Linked DNA regions of Homo sapiens: region 2 is linked to region 1. A link is an interaction called in ENCODE POLR2A ChIA-PET data of the cell type or tissue named here. Cell type or tissue: MCF 10A. All regions are shown on one strand.

Evidence for each region. ChIA-PET counts read pairs that join two places held together with the same protein. Peaks named below come from ENCODE experiments on the same cell type or tissue, not always from the same donor. Only the 100,000 strongest peaks of a DNase experiment are listed, where the experiment ranks them.
Region 2: POLR2A ChIA-PET joins it to region 1 with 8 read pairs; 2 of 35 experiments call an interaction of 5 or more read pairs at or near these places.

The regions. Positions count from the first base shown.
Region 1 is chr13:31,095,038-31,099,037 of GRCh38, forward strand. It overlaps the pseudogene WDR95P. Among named protein-coding and RNA genes, the nearest start is that of HSPH1, 65 kb to the right of the region's middle. In MCF 10A, no CTCF peak of the experiment used is centred here; a DNase peak (open chromatin) is centred at 1,774.
Region 2 is chr13:31,151,085-31,155,084 of GRCh38, forward strand. HSPH1 (heat shock protein family H (Hsp110) member 1) reads right to left here. Exons shown (of 18, transcript NM_006644.4): 4 at 3,549-3,671; 5 at 1,768-1,867; 6 at 525-658; 7 at 1-107. Among named protein-coding and RNA genes, the nearest start is that of HSPH1, 8.8 kb to the right of the region's middle. In MCF 10A, no CTCF peak of the experiment used is centred here; no DNase peak of the experiment used is centred here.

The sequences.
Region 1 (4,000 bases):
AGGGGAAAGGGCTATTATCAATTTTGTTTCAGAGTTTAAACTACAAGCTAAATTCCTTCCTAAGGCTAGTTAGGCCTACATCCAGGAATGAACAAAGACAGCTTAGAGATTAGAAGGAAAACAGGGTCAGTTAGGTCTGATCTCTTTCACTGTCATAATTTCCTCAGTTACGATTTTTGCAAAGGCGGTTACAACATCATGGTGTTAGTTTGTTTCCTGAGAGTGAGCATCCCCTCTCCAACAAGTCAGTGGGCACTTGAGCCCAGGGATCTGAGAATCTGTGTTTTGCCTTCTGTCTTTCTTGATCTGTCAAAACCCTTCTTCTCTTTCAAGGCACAACTCAGATATCAGCTCCTTGGAGAAACCTTCTTAGACCCTCCCCCACCATCCCCCATCTAGGCAGAATGAATGGCCCCATTAGCATGTAAGCTTCTAATTCTATGGTAACGCAGCCCACCTCTTCCATAACATTACTTTTGATAAGCACATTTCCCCTGGCAGTAGGTGGTAAGTAGATGTTGAATGGAGATACAAATACTCACATAGCTATTACTCTAGCAGGTACATGCTGTTAATAAACTCTCTAATAATGACTGAATGAAATTGTTTTTTTTTTTTTTTTGTGACGGAGTCTCGCTTTGTGCCCAGGCTGGAGTGCAGTGGCATGATCTCCGCTCACTGCAAGCCCCGCCTCCTGGGTTCACGCCATTCTCCTGCCTCAGCCTCCCGAGTAGCTGGGACTACAGGCACCCGCCACCATGCCTGGCTAATTTTTTTGTATTTTTAGTAGAGATGGGGTTTCACTGTGTTAGCCAGGATGGTCTTAACCTCGTGATCCACCCACCTTGGCCTCCCAAAGTGCTGGGATTACAGCCATGAGCCACCGCACCCGGCCTGAAATTGTTAATTTGAGTATTTGCTCACCTTGCAGATATGGCACTGTGTGAAATCTTTATAACATCATTATGGCCACTGCCACAATCCATAGGATCTAAACTACATTACACTGTTGACATTCGAAGAGGAGAGAATATAGACCAATGTCTTCATGAAGCCCAAATTTATAAATAACATTATAAATGTTGTCCATTTGGTCATATAGCACTAGGGACCACCAACTTTTAGTGCCTCGGAAAATGTTTGAAAACTGCACAATTAAAACTAATAAAAGTTTAATTAAATGTTTACAACATATTACATACCACCTATAATTTTATTTATATATATAGTTATATAGAATATGGAAGTTTATTTTGAAAGAATAAGATAATTTTTATCAACAGACCTTAAAACTATAAATCTTGTTTACATGATTTTAACATTAAATAGGAATATTTTTAAAATATGGGATGTGGTTGCCTTTTAATATGTTTGATTGAATAGAATCTCCAAAAGGAAGAACACTTGAGCCTGTGAAGTTCTTAAATTAATCCTTCTGTGGTATAAAATTCCCCCTACAAAGTGCAAGTAAGGTATACCTGAGAAAGCATACATAGTACCATTAGACATTTCTTGATTTCTAAATAGAACCCAAAAGTTATTTTGAAAGACATTTTCATTGTTCAATCTTTTCACTTCCATTACCAGCAGTAGCAGCTTCCTTAGGGGATTTTTTTTCTTTTTTTAGGAAACAAAGAAGTGCCTTTTTAAGCACTTAATGGGAGACCTGAGCCTAGAAAGGCAGGTGGAGAGGAGGACGCCTCCCTCGGGTGTGGCTCCGGGCGGGCGGCCAGCCCAACTGCCCAGCCCAACTGCCCAGCCCACGCCTGCTCTGGCTCACCCTTCCATGCCAGCACCTCATCACCAGCCAATGGGTCCTGAATTCAAATCTGGTCCTGTAAGGCCCCAAGGGGTAATTCCTGCCCACTGCATCAGGAAAAACCACAGCCTTGCAGGAGGGAAACAGTTTAATAGACATGAAGTCAGCCATGCCACGTGGGAGATGGAGTTCCTACTCAAATCATCTCATTCAAATCTCATAGGTTAGGAGTTTTTCAAAGGCAGTTCGGGGGAAGGGGTCAGGGTGGTCAGGTAACAGGTACTTGCTGCTGATTGGTTGGGGCAGAGATGAACTCATAGGATGTTGAAGCTGTCCTCCTGTGGGAGGAATCACTTCTGGGTGGGGCCACAAGAGCGGGGTTTTTGGTCCAGGTGGAGCCGTCAGTGTCAGACATGCAAAAAAACCTGGAAATAGATCTCAAAAGGCCAATCTATAATAGTAGTGTTATTTGTAGGAGTAATTGGGGAAGTTGCATGTCTTATAAACCCTGGAATAATGTCTGCACTTTAGCAGGACCCAGGCTCCTATCCTCCCCTGCAGCCTCATGGCTTCCTATTAGCTTTACAAAAGCAGTTGAGTTTTGGGCAAGACCCATTATCATTTAAACTGTAATCTAAATGCCTTCCAAAGTTAGCTTGGCCCAATAGCCCAGGAATAATGAAAGGAAAGGCAAGATGAGGTTTGGGTTAGCTTAGCTTACTGTTTTAATTTTCTCACTGATATAACTTTTGCAAAGGCAGTTTCAGTCCTCAACCATATTACAGATCACTGCATGTTGCAGAACTTTGGGTTATCTGCAAGTGGTTGAAACCATGAGGTGAACTCTAGTAATGCTATGGGTCTGTTGCAATGTTATGGATAGCAGATGAAAGCACCTGAGTGGTAGACATCCCTAGAAACCCTGGCATTGGAAGAGGACAGAGGGAAGTAAACGACGTGTGCACAACTGAAAATCTGTTCTCAGGGATTTGAAATCAACAACGAGAGGACACCTTCTGGCTTTTGGTTTGGAGACCTAGAACTTTCATGTCAATGTAGCTGCCTCTTTTACAAAGTGGCAGATCAGAAGAAACATTCAATAGTTTTTAGAAAAGATGCTGTCCCCCCGTGATTTCTCCTCCCACACTATCACTGTCTTTTAGAGATTCTGTTATCAAAACACCAAGGGTTCAGTCTAGGTCCTGCTGCTCACCACACAGAAAGCCAATCACTGAGACAATGAGTATTGCCAGGGAAGAAAGCTTTAATCTGGGACTGCCCCCAAGGAGAAAGGGAGATAAAGTCTTAAATCCATCTCCCCATCATGTCAGAGGTGTTCAAACAGGAGCAACTCCATCTTGAATAGGGGCTGGGCAAAGTAAGGCTGAGACCTACTGGGCTGAATTCCCAGACAGGTAGGCATTCTAAGTCATAAAGTGAGATAGCAGGTCAGCACAAGATACAGATCATAAAGACCTTGCTGATAAAACAGGTTGCAGTAAAGAAGCCGGCCAAAACCCACCAAGAGGGGGATGAGAGCAACCTCTGGTCATCCTCACTGCTACACTCCCACCAGCACCACGACAGTTTACAAATGCCATGGCAATGTCAGGAATTTACCCTATATGGTCTAAAAAGGAGAAGCATGAATAATCCACCCCTTATTTAGCATATAATCAAGAAATAACCATAAAAATGGGCACCCAGCAGCCCTAGGAGCTGCTCTGCATATGGAGTAGCCATTCTTTTATTCCTTTACTTTTTTTTTTTATTTTTTTTGAGGTCTTGTTCTGTCGCCCAGGCTGGAGTGCAGTGGCGCAATCTTGGCTCACTGCAAGCTCCGCCTCCCAGGTTCATGCCATTCTCCTGCCTCAGCCCCCTGAGTAGCTGGGACTACAGGCGTCCACCACCACACCCAGCTAATTTTTTGTATTTTTAGAAGAGACGGGGTTTCACCATGTTAGCCAGGATGGTCTTGATCTCCTGACCCGTGATCCGCCCTCCTCGGCCTCCGAAAGTGCTCCTTTACTTTCTTAATAAACTTGCTCTCACTTTACTCTATGGGTTTGCCTTGAATTCTTTCTTGTGTGAGATCCAAAAACCCTTTATTGGGGTCTGGATCAGGACCCCTTTCCGGTAACATCTTTCTGGTGACCATGAAGGGACAATACTGGTGAGACTTCCCCCGCCCAACCCAAAGGAAACAGACTGCAGCACCATCAGTTAGACTAGGTATGTAAG
Region 2 (4,000 bases), 56 kb after region 1:
TTTGCATCCAACTTGTACTTAGTTTTAAATTCTGCACAAAAATGTTCCACTAACTTTTCATCGAAGTTTTTTCCTCCTAAGAAAGGATCAAAAGCTGTTCCCAGTACCTAATTTGGTTGAAACAACAAATAGTCTGGTTATTTTCAATCACATTTGTAACTAGAATCTTAAATATTACTACTCAAACAATGAAAGACTAAGAGACTCAAGACTATATTTAAATTATAACATGAAATCCAAATCAGTCAGGAATAAATCTCTAAGATATTTTTGACTTTTAAATGACTACATAGAAAATAACTGTAAAAAGCCTTTTCTTTCCTAAACAAGAACACTTAAGAGTATGCTAAGACAATTACATCATCTTTATGGAGCTCAACCTTAGCAACCGTTTCCTGTTAACATCTTTACCTAAAATAAAACTCTTCATTACCAAGAAGAAAAAGCCTAGTAAAGAGGCTCAGTAGCTTAAAGTCACAACACTTAACGTGTTTTGGACACTGAGTTCCAATGTATGACTTTACCTTCAATTTTCCCTTGTTAAAAGCACAAGCAGACACTTGAAAAGCTGAATGTCCCATATCAACAAAAACCACTATCCGAGGTTTCTCATCCAGGCTTGGGAGATCCTGCTTATAAATTCCGTAATTCAAAGCAACTACAAAAAATAAGTATGTTTCAATTCTTTGGTTCACATTTTCTTAGGAATCTCACTGTTACATAAAATTACACATGCAGGAAGCTTGACTATTAACTTGAAACAATTAAAGGTGAACACATTACATTCCTTTTATACCTGACTTCACACTGATTTTCTTGGAATTAATTATTACTCTCTTTCTGATTTCAGAACAATGCTCTATCACTTTTCAATATATGGAGATGTGCTAGACAAAACATATGGCGTGAATACAGTGAAACATAACCACGTATCACAGACAGTATCAGACTCATTATGCAATACTTACATTTTAACCACAACCTGCTAGGACACCGCTTATCCAAAAAAATTAAGAATTTAATATACAACTACAGCAACTATAGTTCCTACCAATTTTTAGATCTGAGCTAAATAGCTGATCAACCTTAAAAAGTTTTTTTCTGAACTTTAAACAACTGTATTTCTAAACATGTATACCTAAAAACATATTTTTACCAATATTTAACAGTTTTCCAAAAACCTAACAGAAATATGAGTAAAACTTTTCAGCATAAAAACTGATTTTTTTCCTTAACTGATTTTTTGTTCATCTGTAATCATAATAAACTACCAAAAGCTCAAGAAAGAGATGCTGTAATCACCTCTGTATATCCACAATACCTAGCCTAACACATTCAAATAGTACAGGCTTAAAGCAATATTTGATAAATGATCACCTATCTACAGTTCAGTAGATAAAAAAAAATTTTTTAAACTAAATCATTTACTTATAAGCCAAGGTAGTTTTGAAGCCCAGAATTTTAAGATTGTGGGAAAAATTGCTTCCTAACTATAAATGCAATGTAAGGAAACAAAGCTAAATCCAACCTACATTTTCAAAGGATTAAAAAACATGAAAAGAATTCTCTAATGAAAGCAGATTCATAAGTTTGATAAAATACCAATTTCTCATTAACCATAAGCATTTTAAGAGGTAGACTTTTGTTTTCAAATCTGACTTGACTTTTTAACAGGCTGTGTTTCTGTATCTATAAGAAAGTAATAGCACTGAGAACATCTTTAGTTCTGATAGTATATTCACTTCCACACAAATGCCTTTTCCTTACCAGCTGTCATGTCATTCATAAGTCTTAAACAGTTTAGGCCAACAATCTGTGCAGCATCTAACACAGATCGCCTCTCAGCATCTGTAAAGAAGGAGGGGACCTACAAACAAACAAAAAATTTTGAATTATCTAGAACACAAAATATACTTAGAAATTCCTCACAAACCACTTATAAATTCACAACAGTCCAGCTAAGTAGGTGCCTCGCCAAGTCACAAAACAGAAATAGGGCTTTAGTTTTCTGCAAGCTCCTTAACCTTCAGAAACAGTAACTACTTTTGAAAAGGCTGTCCCAAAATTACAGGATCAAAATAGTCTTTCTTATAACCAAGTTCAAGCTGAAATAAAAATTAATCAGGAGTTTCATAAGACATATTCAAAGTTACATAAATCTAAGAGAAAACTTGAAATTAAAGCAGATCAAATCTGCTTCCAAACTAGTTGTAAGTTTCTACTGGCATTAGGAAATTATAATGCTAGGTCAACATTTAATGTTCAACATAATTAAACTATAGGTAAAAACTACAGGAACTTAAAGAGCTAATTCTAACATATGCCACCACCCTTTCAGTTCTGCTATTCACTGAGGTGCTCTTTAATTCAGTCAACCTGTTAAGATTACAAAATCACTTTTTGGCAAAGCCTTTCAATTTTCCTAAGAGTAAAAACAACCCAAGGGCTGAGGTTTCTTACAGCACTGACTTGAGCTATTCTAGTTGTAATTCTTTTTTGACTGCCTTCTAGTGCAGCACTTCAGGATACTATTCAGGAAAAAAAGTATCTAACAACACATTCGTAGAATCATTTAAGTGCAAAGTACCTAAGAGAGAGTTTAGTACGGTGATTTTTCAAAGTTGTCCAAAATATTTGTAGATGCTTGAGAGAGAGACATGAGCAAGAGCAAAGGTGGATCTCTGCTCACCTTTCAAATCAGAACACTTCGTCCATCAGTTTCTCAGCTCACCAGGGGAAAAAAAATGTGGCAAAAAAAAAAAAAAGGAAGGGAGAGAGTGGGGAGGGAGAAGCCACTGACTTATAACTTAATTCTTTAATTTTGCCAGAGATTAAAACACTTCCCATCTTGCAAGGACAGCAGGAGAAATGTTAGTTCTTCTGCCTCATTCATTCATAAAGGCTTGTTGCTGACTGATCTCAGCCGGCCACGTTGCTCATACTATAGAGCAAAGACCATGCTGTATTTAAGTCCAAAAGCATACCCCACAACCTATCAAGAAGTGACCCAAGACACCTGGGTGAGCAGAATTTACCTTTTTGGTGTCCAAATAAAAGATGACTTTTGTCCATTTCAAGTACCCTTTGATAGTCTAACTAGTAATTGTCCACTGAAGGTAACAGGCTTGCTAGTGTTAAAAATTTAGGTTTTGTCACTACTGGTAAGCTACGTTTTAAAACTCCTAATACACTGGTTTCTCAACGGAGGGTAGAATTCTTTCACCTGTGAAAAGCTCCTGTGTTAAATGTACAAGCCTGATAGTGCAGCAACTAACTGTATTAGAATACTCACAAATGGAACCAGTCAAAATCTGTATTTTCAAAAAGTCTCACAAGAGATTTTGATTTCCAGTCAAGAACCTTTGCCGCTTCTGGCTAAAAATATCACTCAAATCTACTTTGTAATGCTCTGGAACACATGTTAATACAGTCCAGTAGAACACGGTCTCTAGTAACTAAAGAACAGCTTTCCCACATTTCATACTTAAAAGTAATACAAAGAACGCAAAAATGAAATAAAACACACTGCCTTGCTGAATTATACTTACTGAAATAACACAATCTGTTACTGGTTTCTTGAGGCTGTTTTCAGCAGTTTCCTTCAGCTTAGTCAACAACATGGCTGTTATCTGCTCCACACTAAATAGATGTTCTTCACCCATGTACATTACCTATATTGAAGGGAAAAAATGTTTTAAACATTGTAGTACTTTAAGCTACATGCCAATATTTAACTTCCAAAAATTAGCACACATTCCCTTCCACAAAATCTTTATTTTATTGTTGTAGTTGTTTTGGGAAGAAGGAAGAAAAGGAGGAAAAAGGGAAGGGGAAGGAGGGAAGGGGGAGAGAAAGGAAAAGAGAAAAAAAGAAAAAGGAAGAAAGAACTTCTACCTAAAGATGAAGAGGAGCGGAAGAAAGCTAGGGCAGATATACCCCACCCAAAATCTAAGTCAAAACATTAAAGAAGGTAGTAAATTTCCACTCTAACTGAAGAGAT